2 separate regions of the Homo sapiens genome follow, and region 1 is linked to region 2. Evidence: read pairs that join two places in POLR2A ChIA-PET (ENCODE). Cell type or tissue: Caco-2. All regions are shown on one strand. Each heading gives the region's core, and the rest is flanking DNA. Links, peaks and the distances in the headings are about the cores only. Region 1 holds the start of LINC03050 (long intergenic non-protein coding RNA 3050). Region 2 overlaps SPRED2 (sprouty related EVH1 domain containing 2).

Region 1 (9,611 bases), core at 2,836-5,335, 240 kb before region 2:
CAAAATTCTAAATGGAAAGAAATGCAAATTTCGACACACAGAGCACATGTGTAGGTCAGAGGGGCAATTCACTTGTGATCTGGCTGGGCCAGCAGGGCTCCACTCCCCAGCTGGACCTAGGCAATCTGTCTTCTGTCTCCATCAGGTTGTGGCTTCCAGAACTTGGGCTCAGAGACGGTTCCCTATGCCAATTCCCCTTGGCAGGAAAGACACCTTCTGGCAACACCGTTGCTATTCCCAGTCCTTCACCCCTGCCAACCTCCTCATGTTTTATCTATTTTTATTTGAATTGGTGATCAAGGGATTAACCCAGTTTATACAAATTCCATCTTCCAAAAAGCCATTATGGTGCAGTTGCAATTGTGATATTTCACTCTCCAAATGAATCAAATTGGATTTTAATGACAGTAGACTCCATTAAGCAACACCTGATTGGGTTATTTCCTGGAAATTTCATCTTCATTGTTTTCTCCATCACTGCTACCAAAAAAAAAACACATAGCAGGAGAGCTATCAGGGGCTGCCGCCAAGCTACATTGGATCATCCTTGAAATCATGGTCATGTTTCCTTCTAACAAGTCGAATGTTTCAGTTTTACTCATTCATTCCATAGGACACCCTCAACCCAGTGTCAATTTCTACTAAAAAAAAGCGGGGGTAAGGTAAATTGTTTTTTGTAGGGGACTTGGTAGTTGTAGGGGACTATAATTCCTCACAAGAAACTCTCATGTGGGGTATATAATTTGTATGTAAATTTTTTTTTTCTTTTGAGACGGAGTTTCACTCTTGTTTTCCAGGCTGGAGTGCAACGGCACAATCTCGGCTCACCGCAACCTCCGCCTCCCGGGTTCAAGCGATTCTGCTGCCTCAGCCTCCTGAGTAGCTGGGATTACAGGCATGTGCCACCACGCCCGGCTAATTTTGTATTTTTAGTACAGATAGGGTTTCTCCATATTGGTCAGGCTGGTCTCGAACTCCCAACCTCAGGTGATCCGCATGCCTCAGCCTCCCAAAGTTCTGGGATTACAGGCATGAGCCACCGCACCCGGCCATTTGTATGTAATTTTCTATATTTATTGAAATGCATTTTAAGTAATATGAAAGCATTTTTCTCCTTACAATGGAAAAACCAACTTGATTTTACATTTATTTATATAACCTGACTTAATTCTATGTAAGTCAAGTGAAAAAGGAAACAACTGCTCTGTGGAATCAACCTGAAGATGTCTAATTTTTCCTCTGATGCCACCAGACTTAAAGCAGTTCACGATCCTCTCTACAAAGAAGTATATTTAGGTTCTCCCTCTCCCTCTCCCTCTCCCTCTCCCCACGGTCTCCCTCTGATGCCGAGCCGAAGCTGGACTGTACTGCTGCCATCTCGGCTCACTGCAGCCTCCCTGCCTGATTCTCCTGCCTCAGCCTGCCCAGTGCCTGCGATTGCAGGTGCGCGCCGCCACGCCTGACTGGTTTTCGTATTTTTTTGGTGGAGACGGGGTTTCGCTGTGTTGGCCAGGCTGGTCTCCAGCTCCTAACCGCGAGTGATCCGCCAGCCTTGGCCTCCCGAGGTGCCAGGATGGCAGACGGAGTCGCGTTCACTCAGTGCTCAATGGTGCCCAGGCTGGAGTGCAGTGGCATGATCTCGGCTCGCTACAACCTCCACCTCCCAGCTGCCTGCCTTGGCCCCCCAAAGTGCCGAGATTGCAGCCTCTGCCTGGCCACCACCCCGTCTGGGAAGTGAGGAGCGTCTCTGCCTGGCCGCCCATCGTCTGGGATGTGAGGAGCCTCTCTGACTGGCTGCCCAGTCTGGAAAGTGAGGAGCGTCTCTGCCCGGCCGCCATCCCATCTAGGAAGTGAGGAGCGTCTCTGCCAGGCCGCCCATCGTCTGAGATGTGGGGAGCGCCTCTGCCCTGCCGCCCCGTCTGGGATGTGAGGAGCGTCTCTGCCCGGCTGACCCGTCTGAGAAGTGAGGAGACCCTCTGCCTGGCAACCGCCCCGTCTGAGAAGTGAGGAGCGTCTCCGCCCAGCAGCCACCCTGTCCGGGAGGGAGGTGGGGGGGTCAGCCCCCCGCCCGGCCAGCCGCCCGTCCGGGAGGAAGGTGGGGGGGTCAGCCCCCCGCCTGGCCAGCCGCCCCGTCCGGGAGGGAGGTGGGGGGTCAGCCCCCCGCCCGGACAGCCGCCCCGTCCGGGAGGGAGGTGGGGGGGTCAGCCCCCCACCTGGCCAGCCGCCCCGTCCGGGAGGGAGGTGGGGGGGTCAGCCCCCCGCCCGGCCAGCCGCCCCGTCCGGGAGGGAGGTGGGGGGGCAGCCCCCCGCCCGGCCAGCCACCCCATCCGGGAGGTGAGGGGTGCCTCTGCCCGGCCGCCCCTACTGGGAAGTGAGGAGCCCCTCTGCCCGGCCAGCCGCCCCGTCCGGGAAGGAGGTGGGGGGGTCAGCCCCCCGCCCGGCCAGCCGCCCCGTCCGGGAGGGAGGTGGGGGGGTCAGCCCTCCACCTGGCCAGCCGCCCCGTCCGGGAGGGAGGTGGGGGGGTCAGCGCCCCGCCCGGCCAGCCGCCCCGTCCGGGAGGGAGGTGGGGGGTCAGCCCCCCGCCCGGCCAGCCACCCCATCCGGGAGGTGAGGGGTGCCTCTGCCCGGCCGCCCCTACTGGGAAGTGAGGAGCCCCTCTGCCCGGCCAGCCGCCCCGTCTGGGAGGTGTACTCAACAGCTCATTGAGAACGGGCCATGATGACAATGGCGGTTTTGTGGAATAGAAAGGGGGGAAAGGTGGGGAAAAGATTGAGAAATCGGATGGTTGCCGTGTCTGTGTAGAAAGAGGTAGACATGGGAGACTTTTCATTTTGTTCTGTACTAAGAAAAATTCTTCTGCCTTGGGATCCTGTTGATCTGTGACCTTACCCCCAACCCTGTGCTCTCTGAAACATGTGCTGTGTCCACTCAGGGTTGAATGGATTAAGGGTGGTGCAAGATGTCCTTTGTTAAACAGATGCTTGAAGGCAGCATGCTCGTTAAGAGTCATCACCACTCCCTAATCTCAAGTACCCAGGGACACAAACACTCTGCCTAGGAAAACCAGAGACCTTTGTTCACTTGTTTATCTGCTGACCTTCCCTCCACTATTGTCCTGTGACCCTGCCAAATCCCCCTCTGCGAGAAACACCCAAGAATGATCAATTTAAAAAAAAAAAAAAAAAAAAAAAGAAGTATATTTAGGATTTACCAGAGTGCAATAATACAAGTCCCTGAGGGCAAGGTCATGTTTGTCTTGCCCTCACTGTATTTCTAGGGCTGCGCAATGCCTGCCGTGGAATCAGTGATCAATACATCCTTGCTGAAAGAATGAATAGATGAAGGCCTGGGAATAACTGAGACGTGTCCACGCTATGGAAAAACTACCCTAATGTTGTCTCCAACCAGTCTGCTTTCTATTTCACCTTCGTAAACAGTGCCCATCATCAGAAGAGGAGAAAATGGTAAAAACCATCCTGCATAGATGATTTTATGTGCATAAGATTATCAGAATAGGAGAGGTGAGAAAAGCATTTTTAAAGATAGCAACTTTGTCTTTCACCCCTCTCTCAAATCTAAATACTCTGATTTTGTTTCTTCTCCAAATAAAATCTTTATAAAATGAAATTCAACAAATTACCACTTTTGATTATCCAGAACTTTTTATTCTTTCCTAAGAACTAGTCAAACCACAACTGAACCAGGAGATAGCAAAGATTTATATGACCCCTATCACCCACCAAAAGCAACATTTGGGCTTCATTCCTGGGTAGCAGATTTGAACTAATCTAATGCCAATTTGTGCTTATAAGGAAAAGTATTTACTGAGTATCTATAGTGTGTAATATCCTTCAAGTGATATAGAAGGCAAGAAATACAGGATAAAGACTTAGACTATTCAAGGAGCTTACAATTTAGCTGGGGAGCTAAGACACATGTGGAAATAACCATAAAACACCACAGTGATTGATTCAACAAAGCAAAGCATAAACACAGACAAGTTAACGGGCAGAAAATAAGTGTTACACTTTAGAAGATTGCATAATAAATCTCCCTCTTACTAAAGAGAGCAAACCAAAATGCAAAATATTTTAAGGAGAATTCTAAATAATAAATTACATATTTTAATGGGCAGTTACAAAATTATGTTATTTATCAAAAATGCTACATTAAGAATATTGGCCATGAAAAGATAGATTCCCAAATTTACAGGAAAGGAATTTTTGACCCCATGCTATTAGCTTTTTAAGAAGGTAATTTGCTTTTTTATATCAAGTAGCTCTTCATGGATTACTTCTATAACTTAAGTAATTTTTTTTAATATTTAGGGACAAAGCCTAATTTAGTTTTCTGATCTCCTCCTGAAGCCTATTTGGTATACTTTCTCAACAGTCTTCATGTTAATAGGGCATATTAAACTGAATTTGGACAAATGTTAAGAATGGAATATTTGAATTGAATAAGAATGGAATATAATAATAACCTTCTTATGCTTTGATAAGTGCCCATTCACGTACCGTAAGGCAAAGCACAACGAGTTGGAAAATAAATGAATTCTGACACATCAAAAGCATTTTCTTTCCTCTGATATTTTATCTGTTTGTGGATTTTGAAATACTGTAGAATATTATCATGAATTCCAAGTATAATTATGTGTTTCTAGAAAAGAGACATCATTATTTGATAGCATAAATGGCTTTGGTATGATATCTGATGTCATTTCCCCCACTCTGTTCTCGTAAGTCATCCTAATTGAACACTTGGAGGAAACTCAGGCCCTGTCCACATAGGCAAAATCAGAAATGGCATTAAAGCTATGATAGAACATCCTACTAAAGAATTACTTCTACATGATAATTAAATCAAAAACCAGACTTAAAGGTGGGGGACAAGCACTAATCTCATACTCTTTTCTCATAAAGAAAATGACATCACCCCAAAACACAAGGGTTTTGTCTTTCATAAGATGCAGAACAAAAGAAGGATCATGCTCACATCCTAATCTTCTTGATTTCACTCCAGATGGAAAATAGAGGCAGGAAACTCTGAGTATGACATCATATCAGGATAATACCAATTCACTCCTTCAACTAGAAGATTAATACACTCACACTGGGCAAAATATGGCATGTATCATTATCCCTGGGCACTGATTTTTGTTTAAACAACTATTCTACTTGGTTACTTACTAAATAGAGTTTGTAGAATTTTCTACATCTATTTACATCCATGCTGGCCTCCATGGCAGTGGGGAGCATACAAACGGCTAGAAAACAGGTGCCTCAGAAAGTTGTCATTTGCCTAGGCCTGTGACCAGTGAGCTAAAGGCTCAGGAATAATAAAAAGTGAAATTCTTCCATACCTGCTTCCTCCTTCCTGAACAGAAATGCCTCCTTCCTTAGGGAGAGTACCCAATGGCAGAGCTACCAGTAAAGGCCAAAGAGGGAGTTGAAATGTTTCCTCTCGGAGTTTGTGACGGTGCCACACTTAGTTCTCTGTCACAATTCATGAGGACTCCTGGACTGAAGGAGACTGCTAATGGAGATCCAGTTGCTTATGGATGCAAACAATCACTCCACAGTAGAATATATTCAGAGTACCTCCATCCACCTGGATTCTAAAGCATCCACATCCTTTTTGCAATTAAAACTCCACACTCTCTGGAAAGATTAGGATCCACACACAAAGAGAGGTAGGCAAGGCAGACCAAAATGGTATTCTACAAGCAATGACAGTGCCAAAATATGACATAAAACACTATGTGATGCATTCCACAAAACTAGATATCAGAAGGTCATACTCTGGCCACTCTTGCCTACCCACCTCAAGAACTAGAAGGGTTTCAGAAAAGATCTCTAGTACCCTCTGAGTCCCTTTAGACCTAGATGATTTGGGAGTTTACTGTTAAGAGACGTAGCCATTGAGATCAAGGCACTGCATGCACGGGTGCGCGTGCATATATACACATGTATAGTGGCTGCCTTAGACAGCCCAACAGGAAAAGAATCTGAGGACCTATGCACAGCTTTGAGTCACAGAGTCTGTGGAAGAAACACAGCAGAGAATTTTGTATAGCACAAAATTTACTGCCCAGGCCCAAGAGGAGTCAAACAAAGAGCTTTCTCAAAAAGGGAAGCTATGAAGAGAGGAGAAGAGGGGATGACACTGGAAGAGCCCAACCGTCTAAGGTAAATTAAAATAGCCATAACTTCAAAAGAGGAGCCCCTTTCTACTTGGATTAAAGAGAAGAAAGCAGAGGGAATGGATCATTAGATCAAAGAAGCATGGTGACTTCTAGTGCCAGCCAAGATGGAGTAAACTGCATCATAGCCTATCCTTCCCACTAATTACAATTCAAAATTCTCATGGAGCACAAAAAGCAACTACCTGAGGACTCTGAAAGGTAAACAATGGCAGACAGCTCAAAGAGGAAAGTCAAAACTTGTAGAGTTTTTGGTACAACAATGAGTTTCCTTCTTTATCTTCCTGCATTAACCCAAAGGGGACCAAATTATGGAACTGTGAAGCAGGCATAAACAGCAAAACTCCAAGAGAAATCCCCATTTTCTGACCAGATGACTGGGATACTCTCTGGGCCTGAGAGTATGGGGGAAATAACCATTTATTTATTTGTTTGTTTATTTATTTATTTATTTTTCTCTCCAGCCCTGACCTAAGGCCAGTCCCAGTTTTTGAGCTGCACTGCCACCACTACACAGACATCTAAAACCCCAAGAGAAAAGCCTGTCTCTCTGGCCACAGGAAAAGGGGGTCCCTGTGCTCCAAAAAGTGTGGAGGGAATCCCTGTTATTTGTTCTCTCTCTTTTCTCTCACTACTTTGAACTTGAGGGCAGCCCCAGTTGTGCAGAATTATGTGAGAGAATGGGGGGAATGGGTTAACACTGAGAGAAATCCATCTTTCTGGCCAGAAAAATAGGGAAGAGAAGGCTCTGGAAAGCTGAAGAGTCTGGGGACAATCATAGAGAACAGAGAGTTGGAGGAAGGGATCCCCTAATTCTATGTCTGCACCAATACCAGTCTGAGGTGCACATATGTGAAACAGACTCAAAGAAGTATGTCAAAGACTTTGAGAGCCAGCCAAGCACCAGACTAATCCCTAAGTGGCACATGTTCAGAGAAGACCCAACAGCATAACAAATCTGTGGAAAACTGAACTGATATTGGATTCACTGCCCACAGAATGTGGGCCAGAACTCCCAGTCTGAACCTAATGGGGTTGGTTATCTGCCCAAAAGCAAAGAAAAGTAATCAATATTCTCCAGAGGATTTCAACAGGACTCACAGTCATGAAACATAATACTCAAAATATCCAGGATACAATCCAAAATTGCTCAACATGATAAAAACAGGAAAATCTGATCAAATCTCAAGGAAAAAGACAATCAACAGATGCCATTCCCAAGATGACTCAGGTGTTGGAACTACAACATAATGACTTTAAAACAGCTACTATAACCATGCTACATAATCATACCATAAAAGTAAATACTATTGGAATGAATAAAAAGACATTCTTAGCAGAGAAATATAAACTTTTTTAAAAAGAACCAAGTGGAAATTTTTGATCTGAAAAATACAATACAGAAAGTTTAAAAATTCACTGAACCTTCCCCTTCAAAAAACAAAAATAAAAAATAAATTCAATAAATAAATAAATAAATAATTCACTGAATGAGCTCAATAGAGAATGGAAATGACATAGAAAAGAGTCAGTTGGCCAGGTCAGTTGGCCTGTAATCCCAACACTTTGGGAAGCTAAAGCAGGAGGATCTCTTGAGGACAGGAGTTCAAGACCAGCCTGGCCAACATGGCAAAAGCCCGTCTCTACTAAAATTATAAAAATTAGCTGGACATGGTGGTGTGCCCCTGTAGTCCCAGCTACTGGGCTGGCTGAGGCATGAGAATTGCTTGAACCTGGGAGGCAGAGGTTGCAGTGAGCCAAGATGGTGCCGCTGCACTTCAGCCTGGGCAAGAGAGCATGACTCTGTGTCAAAAAAACAAAAACAAAAAAAAAAAAAAAAAAACAGAAAAGAGTCAGTAAACTTTTAGATAAATCAATGGAAATTATCCAGTCTAAAGAATAGAGAGGGCCAGGCACGGTAGCTCACGCCCGTAATCCCAACGTTTTGGGAGGGCTGAGGCAGGCGGAGCACCTGAGGTCGGGAGTTTGAGACCAGCCTGACCAACATGGAGAAACCCCGTCTCTACTAAAAATACAAAATTAGTTGGGCATGGTGGTGCATGCCTGTGATCCCAGCTACTTAGGAGGCTGAGGCAATAGAATTGCTTGAACCTGGGAGGCGGAGGTTGCAGTGAGCCAAGATCGCGCCATTGTACTCCAGCCTGGGCAACAAGAGAAAAACTCCATCTCAAAAAGAAAAAAAAAAAGAAAACAAGATTGAAAAAAAAGAACAAAGTCTCAGGAACCTACAAGACAATATAAAGAAGCTTAATATTCACTACATTTGGGTCCCAGAAGAGGAGAAAAAGATTAATACAGAAAAAAACTGAATAAATAATGGCTGAAATTTTTCCAAATTTGGTAAAAGACATAAATTACAAATTTATGCTCGGATGAATCCCAAACAGGATTAACTCAAATAAAAACACCCAACACATCCTGATCAAAGTGCTGGAAAAAATAAAAATAAAAATAAAGAAAATGTCTTGAAAGCAGCCAGAGAAAAATAACAGATTATATCTAGGGAACAAACATCTGCAGATTTCTCCCCAAAAGAAGTGGAACTTCTTTAAAGTACTGAAAGAAAAGAACTGTCAACAGATAATTCTATAGTCAGCAATAATATCCTTCAAGAATGGAAGAAAATAAAGACATTTTTGGATTAAGGAAAACTAATATAATTCATTGCCAGCAGACTTGCTCTGAAAGAAATGCTAGAGAAACACAAAAAGCTGAAGAAAAGTGATACCAGATGATATTGCTTTGCAAGTACCTGAGACTTTGTTCTTTTTTGTCAATCTTGTTTTCTCTCCATTCTTCAGACTGGATCATTTCCACGGATTTATCTAAAAGTATACTGACTCCTTTCTATGTCATCTCCATTCTCTATTGAGTTCATGTAGTGAATATTTTAACTCCATATATTGTATTTTTCAGATCAAAAATTTCCAGTTGGTTCTTTTTAATAAAAATTTATGTTATTATTGACTACACAAATAAAAGCAATAAAATAATAAATGTCTGGGTAAACATAATGGACTACTTTTTCCTCTTAAATTCATTGAAATATTTATAACTATTTACAAAAATTAGAACAGTGTTTAGTAGGGTTTTCAATATGCACAGATACAATACCTATGGCAACTGTAATGTTAAGGTGGTGAGGGTAAAAGGAACAAATAGCTAAGATAAACAGAAAAAGAAAAGGCTAAACACTTAGTCAATCACATAAAATATAAATGGTTTAAATATGCCAATTCGGAGATAAAGATTTTCAGATTAGATTTTTTTAAAAAAAGCAGCATATGCTATCTACAAAATAATATTTAAATATAACTATATAGATGGGTTAAGGATAAAATTATGAAAAATATATGCCATGCAATGCAACTATTAATTTTAAAAAGTT
Region 2 (9,611 bases), core at 2,355-4,854:
TATGGGGGAAACCACTTCTCAGGCAGCCAGCTGGTTCTCAGGTCAGCAAGAGACGATCCATTTTTATCGGAAGCTTTATAGTAGCAATAATGCTAATACCCAGCACTCGGGCTCCACAATGTAGAGGAAATGGCATCGCCTGGCAGGTACGTGCTTACTGTTTACATGAACTTTATTTTTTCATTGTTCTCTTATTCTTAACCTTTCTGGTGCCTGCTTTTAGCATTTTTTTAAAGGAGAAAATTTATCCTAGTTGTAGAGGACCACAGTGTGTATGTGTTTGTATTTGTGTGTGCCCACGTGCAAGGACAGATAGGTAACCTCTGGTCTGTTGATAGACACAGAGCTCTTAGCCTCTCATGCCTCTTTCTGAAAACAAATTTCTCCTTAGATATTCTGATAGAAATGTTTTGTTGTTGTTGTTGTTGTTTTTTATTATTAAGTCCTGAATCTAAAAGATGCTGCCTAGGAAACAGCTTGCAGAGATGGTATACCTCTTGGGTGGGTAGTGTAGAGCTTTAAAACAAATGAATAAGCAGAGGTGAGCTGAAGGAGGTGGTCTAACAATTACTATTGTGTTACGTTGGATTTCTTTCAGTACTGTGCTTTTTTCCTACCCCCATGATGCGTGACTTAATGCAAGAAAGCTTTATTCCCCTACGGAGTGAATAGGGTGGGTTTTGTTTGTTTGTTTGTTTGTTTGTTTTTATAAATCACAATTTGCTCATACTGAATTCATGCATTAACTTTTTCTAGGTGGGAGAAAGGGTAGTGGGGATTTGGTAGCAACATTTAATTATAGCGTTCACATGATCTGAAGGATCATTCTGCATAATTGGGAGGCTGTGTCTGCCTGTCTGACCCTCTCTCTTTCTTCACCCACTAAATTTAAACAATGTCTGACTAGTTAAAGCACATATCTTATTTATTTGAGTGTATTAAACATTCCTATGTGTGTTGACAGTCTATTCAGTGTCTCCTCATATTTTAAAAAAATACTTTGTGAGTCTTGCTTGTTAGGGACAGATGCTATAGTTAGTTTATAGCAGTACTATTTATGCTTTCCTGGTCTGTCTGTCCAGAATGGCTAGGTCAGGACCTATAACACAACTGCCCACAAATTTGCCTAAGATTTAGCATTTGTGGAGCAGCCCAGTGTATAGCAGTAAATCCTGTTATCACTCAGAGAGCATTAAACAGATCTGGGGTTACCAAGCTGGAAAAATCGGCAATCTTTGTTTCTCTTCCCCTTTCTTATAAAATCCATAATAATGACTTGTTTTCCTTGAAGTGTATGAATTTTAAGCTGTCAGTAAATGCATTCAATTTACTTAACTACATTCAGAAATTCCTATAATTTGGAAAACCAGCATGAAGGGAGTTTGTTTCTGTTTGTTTTGTAGATTAAGGGGTGTACTTTTTATAGAATGGCCAATTTGTTTTTGGAGACAAGACCATCTCTAAATTTCATTAATTTTGCATTCTATAAATGAAAGCCACCTGTTATGCTGTAACGTGCTAATTATGGTAGAGGACAATAATGAAGAAGAACAGTATTTGAAATATGTGGGGGTTTTGCTAAGAATTTTCATGCCCACATCTGTAGTGCTTATTTTTATGTGTGTATACATGCATATATAGTACACATTTAATAATAGCACTTGGTGACATTAAAAAATACTTCAGATTCAAAGTGAGGGCCATTTTTTATTAACAACATTTTTTTAAGTTGTGAAAGAAAGGCTACTTTAAAAGTGTTAGCTTGAACTAAGACCCATATTTTGCCATCTTATAGTAAACGGGGTTTTTTCTTATAGTTTTGGTGAATGCCACACTCAACTTAGGGTTCACTTTATCAAATTCATTAGAAAAATATACATTAATTTTGTTTTATTTTAAAGACAGAATAACTAATTTCCTGTGCTTTCACGGAAACATTAGGTTTCATGGTAGCATTTTTTTTTTCCTTGAGGCCTATGGTAAATGATTATAGTCAGGGATAAAAAAAACATTTATTTTAAAGTTCTTGATTTAGTGACACTTTCTGTGTCTTGTTTTTCTGTGATTTGTATAGTTGGGACTCGCTCAGGTCCTGTCCACATTCTTTCCAGAGCACCATATTCTGTTAGCTTTGGTTACAGTACACAGAGGGTATACTGACCATTGAAATTGGACAATGATAATCACTCCTAGGGTTGTGGCTGCCACGCCTCAGAGGCCCCTTTGCTGTTAAGCACTGTGAGCCATCAGTCCAAAGGAACCACGTGGTTTTTAGATGCCTTCTTTCCCTTTTGAGGGAAAAGGAATACAGAGCCATGGCCAGTTCCAAAGGTCTCATATCATTCAACTTGGAAGCAATCAATAGATATTGAGTGAGACGCTGCCTATGTTCAGAGCAATGTGCTGGGGAGTGTTACATTTAAAAGTGTTTCAAATCTGAGCCCAGTCCGGTTCTTCTCTTAATTCCCGCCCTAGTGGGGATTCATTGTTATTGGAGATAAATTCCTCCCTGGGTTTTCTTTTATTCATAGATTTACTGGAGTCTACAATCCAGAGCCACTCATTGCTATTGTGTATAAGCAGCTTTGAGCTATTCCTTTTTGGTTCTTCAAAACCTAACTCTGCTTGGATGGAAATCAAGAAAGAACTGCTCTACTCAAAAATCCATTTGATAGTTTTGGTGGCCATGTCTTCTGAGCCAAGTAGAGTGACATAACCTTGGAAAAAAGATTTTTGTTTTTCCTTTTTCTTGGGGAGAGTGAGAGTCAGGGAGAGCATTTGAATCCTGAAAGGTTAAGAGTGTCCAAGATATTTTAGTGGAACAATTTTTCCCAATCTTTGCTGGCTTGCAGATTTTTAGCACTTACTAAAATTATATTCTAAAGACTCAAAGCTATTACGAATTCAATAAACATTTTATAAAAACAGGTTTATGTAAAATTAGTATAGATCACCTACCAACATTTAAACATCCTTATTTGTATTTGGAGGGAGACCTGTTTGTTACAGAGTCTGCAGTCTGTCCTTGCTGTCCGGATGTGTGGTTTATGGATGTGTGGTCATGATGATCACTGCCTCAGGAGGCTTGGCCTGTCTATCGCCTGCTGTCCATTGCTCACTGTCTGCTGTGATATTGTCCTCCCCACATCTGGAGTTTATGGTCATTCTGCCATACTGGGTGGGATTAATAACACTTGTAGGTAAATCTTATATCATTATCTAGAAATAGCAACATTCCTGTGTAGCTCAGAAAAGCCAGAGACAAGCGTGGATCAGCCTTCTAACGACATAAACTCCTAAATGTACAAATGGGATGAATGATCACCCTCTTATCAAACCAGCATGGACTTCTGTGAACCCTGAACATTCTTCCGGGTACATGTTTGCTGACAGCTTGTTGCGTCAACTGCACCTGGATTGTCTTGAGCTATATGTGGCATAGTTGTGGAAACCGTGCGCATTCCCAGTTGGAATTTTTTTTTTTTTTTTTTTTTTTGAGACGGAGTTTTGCTCTTATTGCCCAGGGTGGAGTGCAATGGCACAATCTCGGCTCACTGCAACCTACGCCTCCCAAGTTCAAGTGATTCTCCTGCCTCAGCCTCCGAGTAGCTGGGATTACAGGCATGTGCCACCACACCCAGCTAATTTTATATTTTTAGTAGAGACAGGTTTTCTCCACTTTGGTCAGACTGGTCTCAAACCTTTCAAAAAAAAAAAAAAAAAAAAAAAACAAAACATGATGACCATAGAGAAAGCAAGTGCTGCAGAAGCAGGCTGGCCTGCTCGCCCGCCTCGGCCTCCCAAAGTGCTGGGTTTACAGGCATGAGCCACCGTGCCCAGCCGTTTTTTTCTTTTCTTTTCTTTTCTTTTTTTTTTTGAAATGGAGTTTCACTCTTGTTGCCCAGGCTGGAGTGCAATGGCATGATCTTGGCTCACTGCAACCTTCACCTCCCTGGTTCAAGCGATTCTCCTGCCTCAGCCTCCCAAGTAGCTAGGATTACAGACATGCACCACCACGCCTGGCTAATTTTGTATTTTTGGTAGAGATGGAGTTTCACCATGATGGCCAGGCTGGTCTCGAACCCCTGACCTCAGGTTATCCACCCACCTTGGCCTCCCAACCCAGTTGGATTCTTATTTGCCAAGGTTTCTTCATAACAGGTGACGGCCGGGCGCAGTGGCTTACGCCTGTAATCCCAACACTTTGGGAGGCTGAGGTGGGTGGATCACCAGGTCAGGAGATCGAGACCATCCTGGCTAACACAGTGAAATCCCATCTCTACTAAAAATACAAAACAATTAGCTGGGCGTGGTGTCGGGCGCCTGTAGTTGCAGCTACTGGGGAGGCTGAGGCAGGAGAATGGCGTGAACCCGGGAGGCGGAGCTTGCAGTGAGCCCAGATCGCGCCACTGCACTCCAGCCTGGGCGACAGAGTGAGACTCCATCTCAAAAAAAACAAAAACAAAAAAAAACAGATGATGACCATAGAGAAAGCAAGTGCTGCAGAAGCAGGCTGGCACTTCAGCCCTCTTAGAGCTTTTGGCTTGGGATGAGAGTGATACCTTCTTTGCTGCACATCTGAGAGCAGCTCAGACAGTTAGCTGCATCATCTTCATAGAGTTCAGTGTATAAGAACTACAGCAAGATTACTATCTCTTTCTTGATTTCAATCGAAGAGATGACTTCATTCATTCATTTGTAAAGATTCTTCAGATTGGAGATGTCCAAGCTAGATTTGGCTTTTTTTGTTGTTGTTGTTTTCTTTTAAACACATGTTCCCTGTACCCATCCAGTGGAGGAGATGGGTTGCCTGTTGTTGCCCTGGCCCTGTGGGGCTCTGCTGTTTGACTGGGCCTCTTGAATTCCATTAAATGAAGCACAGACAGCATGTGTCATAAAGGCTGCTTGGGAGGGGTGAAGAGCAAAATTAGTGTCTGTGGGTGGGCATGTGTTCTCATCACGTCGCCAGAGAACTGCAATGTGCAAAATCTGGCTGGAACCTGTTCCAAAGAAAAATAAAACAGCCCCTTTTTCCCTGCTTTGAGTAATATTAAAAAACATCGCTTAACCCCCATGTAGAAGAAATGGAACTGTCAGGAAATTCTTGTGATTATGTGTGTGTGTTTAATAATCTGTGTGTTTAATCTTTACAACTGAGGTTAGAATACAAGAGATGAAAAGGGACTAATCATGAAAAATATTTTGGTGTATTCTGTTGCTGGTGTTGTAGACATTGTAAGTGTTCTTTCTATTAAAGTAGAACTGCCTAAGGATTAGAGGAATTTGTCAGAGCTAACAATTCAGGGAAAATCTATTTTGTTTAACTTTCTTCTGTTCTTCTTTGAAATGATTTTGTAAGAAAAGCCATTTTTGTCTCAGTAAAACCAGTACCAAAGGAAATGTTTGTGTTTTTCTTATATATGATTCACCTGGTACCCCAAGGAACAAAGCAAAGCCAACATTTACACTTACATTTGAAGCATAAGATCTTCCTTTTATAGTTTTCTTGAGAAGGTCTTGCATATTTATTAATTGCTCCTCATAGTATAGAAGAATGCTTTTTAAGGGAGGGTTGTGATGTATGTAGTTTGCATAATGGGGACATATGTTACTTTTGTAATTAGGGGAAAGTTAACTTTTTAAATAGTGTTAATGTTTACTCCTTTTTTCTTTTAAAAGAATTTTTTAATAAAAATAGAGATGAGGTCCCACATTGTTGCACAGGCTGGTCTCAAACTCCTGGGCTTAAGCAATCCTCCTGCTTTGGCCTCCCAAAGTGAATGTTTACTTCTTAAGGACTGCAGAAATGCTCCTAAGCTAAACCCAACATTTCTAAATTTGGGGTTCTTTACCTATTTCAAGTAGCCTCTCTTTGTTTCACAGTTTATCTTTTTTTATTGTGGTAAAAAACACATAACATAGCGTATATCATCTTAACCATTTGTAAGTGAACAGTACAGTAGTGTTAACTATATCCAAGTTTGTATAATAGATCTCTAGAACGTTTTCATCATCCAAAACTGAAACTCTTTCCCAATTAAACAACTCACTCCCCTCCCCAGCCCCCCGCCTCTGGCAACCACTGTTCTCCTTTTTGTTTCTAGGACTTTGACTAGTCACATTTAGATAGCTGGTGTAAGCGGAACAAATCATGCAGTATTTCTTTTTGTGACTGACGTTTCACTTAGCACAATATCCTCAAGATTCATCCATGTTATAGCATATGACAATGTTTCCTTCTTTGTTAAGGCGGAATAATTCCATTGTATGTATGGACCACAGGTGTTAAGGTTAATTCGCTATATGCGAACACACAAGAAAAAGTTAACACAAGAGCTTCCATATATGCCAGCAACTCACTGCTGGGTGTGCGGCAGTTTTCAGGGGATGGCATATCCAGGATGCTTTCAGTGACTGTGACTTTCCTGGAGAATGAAACTGTGTGAAGTTAGTCCTGAGAAGTGGCTGAAGCACACCAGTGAGTGAAATGAGCAGAGAGTTGTTCCTTTTGACCAACATTAAGTCGAGGGCCCTTCCACCTGTCAGTAAAGCTCTCTGGTGGAAGAAGTTGGCAGTAGCCACTTGGTTGTCCTGTCTTGAGCAGTGGTCTTTTGGTCTTTGTTTTTTTTTTTTTTGTTTTTTTTTTGTTTTTTTTTGTTTTTTTTTTTTTTGAGATGGAGTCTCGCTCTGTCGCCCAGGTTGGAGTGCAGTGACGCGACCTTGGCTCACTGCAACCTCCGCCTCCGGGGTTCTAGCGATTCTCCTGCCCCAGGCTCCCGAGTAGCTGGGACTACAGGCACACAGAACCACACCAGGCTGAGTTTTGTACTTTTAGTAGAGACGGAGTTTCACCATGTTTGCCAGGCTGGTCTTAAACTCCTGACCTCAGGTAATCCACCCTCCTTGGCCTCCCAAAGTGCTGGGATTACAGGCATGAGCCACCGCACCTGGCCCAATTTTTTGCATTTTTGGTAGAGACGGGGCTTCACCGTGTTAGGCAGGATGGTCTGGATCTCCTGACCTCATGATCCACCCGCCTCAGCCTCCCACAGTGCTGGGATTACAAGCGTGAGTCACTGCGCCCAGCCAGCAGTGGTCTTTAACCACCACAGACTGCATGACTTAAAGCTTGGTTGGGCTCCCTGCTGCAAACATGTTGGTGATGGCCAGGAAAGCCCAACTTCAGCAGCTTAGCCACGCAGGGTTTCAGTTATCTGTGAAAATCATGAGTCTTGAAAAAAAATGCCTTCTAGTGCCTCCACAAGCTAGTTGGCTTTGGGAGGTGGAGATAGCTCTAGTATTTCCTGGAGTTCTTTCTGAATCAAGTACTTCAAACTACACTACTCCCTTATAAATGAAAAAATATTTTAAGACTAACGTGTTAAAACTGAGGAAGCTTGGTAGCTAGTTGGCCTTTACATTATCCTTGCTGCCTAGTTCTTTTATGTCAGGAAAGTAACATGGGAAATATGTGTACTGAGTGGATGGCTCTGTCTTGTTATAACTCGGAAGGAAATTGCGCTTGTAGGACAAATCCTGTCCCTCTGTGTAGTCAACTAGTCAAGAATCCATTGCATCATGACTATATCCTATGAGCCTGACACTTGACTTAATTGCTCACCAACAGTCATTGTGACCCTAAAAGGAAAGAATTTCCCCAGTAACACTTAAGTTGGGATTTGTAAAATAACATCAGTACGGATCCTTTTAGAGCCATTCAAGATTCAGTGGTGCCACATTCTGAGGATCCCCAAAATGAAGCCTAAATCAGAAGTTTAAGAAGAATTCCTCCTCCTTACCTTTTCTCCCTCACCCCACCCCCAGATAGGAAAGCCCTTGGCCAAAACCCAGCAAGAGCTGAGAGGAACTGGCCTTTCTGGCAGTGGGGAAAGAGGCTTCTTGTCAAGGAGACTGTCAGTAAGCAGTTGAAACATTTGGGAATATTTTTCCACGTTGATTGGGCTTTCGTGGGCTGGATTGGGAACCCAGTTGCCCACCATTTTATGTTTTTTCTGTAGGGAAGATACATTCCAATTTCAAACAACTGACTTACGTTTGGACCAGAAATTATTTGTCACATTGAAGCAACTTAAACCTAAGTTGCAACTTGATGTGCACTGAGCTGCTTTAGCAGAGGTCTATAAGAAATGTCTTTCCCTATTTTTAAGCTAAATAATTGCTTTGTTACCTTTTCCTAACATTTTCTCCTTTTCACTCTGAATGTAGTAAAGATTGGGGCTGGGGAGTTCATGTTGAGTCAACTGATAAGGCAGATAGAATCAACTGTTTGGGAGAAAAAGGGTAGATCTCTCTTCTCTTCTTGGCCTGCATTTGTTCCATAAATATGTCATGGGGTTTTTCTTCCATGTGGCTAAAGAGAATCTCACATTTGTGGATGCGTAAACCCAGCTAGATGACCAGGTTGTACCTTTTATTTTCCCCCAGAGGATCTTATTAAACTTATTAAAACTCAATTTTCATCATTTTCTTGCTTTTTCAAAATACTTGGATAAACCAGTTTCACTCCTGGAAACTTCATAATTGTGTCATAACACTGGCACTGAGAGAACATATCTGTTAGTCTGTCATGGTTTCAGGTCTTTGTGGTTTCAAGTTTTTTCTCTACTCAAAGTATACTCTCAGTTGCATTTTACTGCTGAAAGTTTTCTGATCTGCTTTTGTAGGGTATTTTAGTGGCTTAAGTTTGCTAAGCCCTCTGCCACAACTACAGGACTTTAAGGCCATTTTTTTAAAACACAAAGCATGAAAAGGGATCAAAGTTGAAAGGGTCTCAAAAGTCATTTGTGGTCTCTACCCCTCATTTTACACATAAGGAAACTGAAGCTCAGTAATAAGAGTTTGGGGTGCCTCACCCGGTTGTGAGAAGATGTGTAATGGAGGTTAGGTCAGGTTAGGTCACCTGTCCTGACTTACGGCACTCATTACAACAGATCCAAAAAGGAATTACCTCTATTGGTGTGAAACTTCAGCAGGATGAGTAGGATCACCCTCTAGCTCTGTGATTTTTTCATGTAGCTGTGTTGCCAGTGTTACCTCTTCATTTCTCCTTAGAATTCCTTTCACAATCAGTTGCCTATCCAGTAAATTTCAAGGGACCAAGATAAGGAATAACTTATCCTCCAGAGCACCTAACTTGAATATGCGCACTTCTGCCACCACACGAGGTCCTTTCAAAAGTGTGATCGGGGGTTGTCACAGAGACTGATCTTAGTCCTTTATCTGTCCCTAATGTCAGTGACCTTGAACAAGTCCCTTCTGCAGTCTGGATTTTAATTTTTCCACGTGAGAGAGGAGTCTAGCATAGACGGTTTCCACAGTTCTTTGTATGAATAGCTTAAGAGGTGGAACTAATGTGAAGACCTGAACTCTGCCTTCGGGCTGACCTCTATACCACTCTCCAGGAGGGAAGTGAAGCCGTCCAGCATGCTTCAGGGAGAACAGGTGCCTTGACTGTGTGTTGTTTGTTTATCTGTGTGTTTAGCTCTCCATCTCTAATGAGGGAGGTGGCAGAATCCTAGAAAAAAAGGAACTAAATGCATTAGTAATTCTTGCCATCTGAGAGGGCATCCATTTCTAGTGGACCTGTGGGA

Evidence for each region. Peaks named below come from ENCODE experiments on the same cell type or tissue, not always from the same donor. Only the 100,000 strongest peaks of a DNase experiment are listed, where the experiment ranks them.
Region 1: POLR2A ChIA-PET joins it to region 2 with 9 read pairs; 3 of 35 experiments call an interaction of 5 or more read pairs at or near these places.

Annotation. Positions count from the first base shown.
Region 1 is chr2:65,593,549-65,603,159 of GRCh38, reverse strand. It overlaps LINC03050 (long intergenic non-protein coding RNA 3050), which reads left to right and starts at 795. Exons shown (of 3, transcript NR_182288.2): 1 at 795-2,003. RefSeq lists enhancers at 916-1,509, 1,510-2,103. In Caco-2, for the core only: no CTCF peak of the experiment used is centred there; no DNase peak of the experiment used is centred there.
Region 2 is chr2:65,357,125-65,366,735 of GRCh38, reverse strand. The region is part of intron 1 of SPRED2 (sprouty related EVH1 domain containing 2); the gene reads left to right. Among named protein-coding and RNA genes, the nearest start is that of SPRED2, 71 kb to the left of the region's middle. RefSeq lists enhancers at 8,527-8,676, 8,709-9,210. In Caco-2, for the core only: no CTCF peak of the experiment used is centred there; a DNase peak (open chromatin) is centred at 3,405.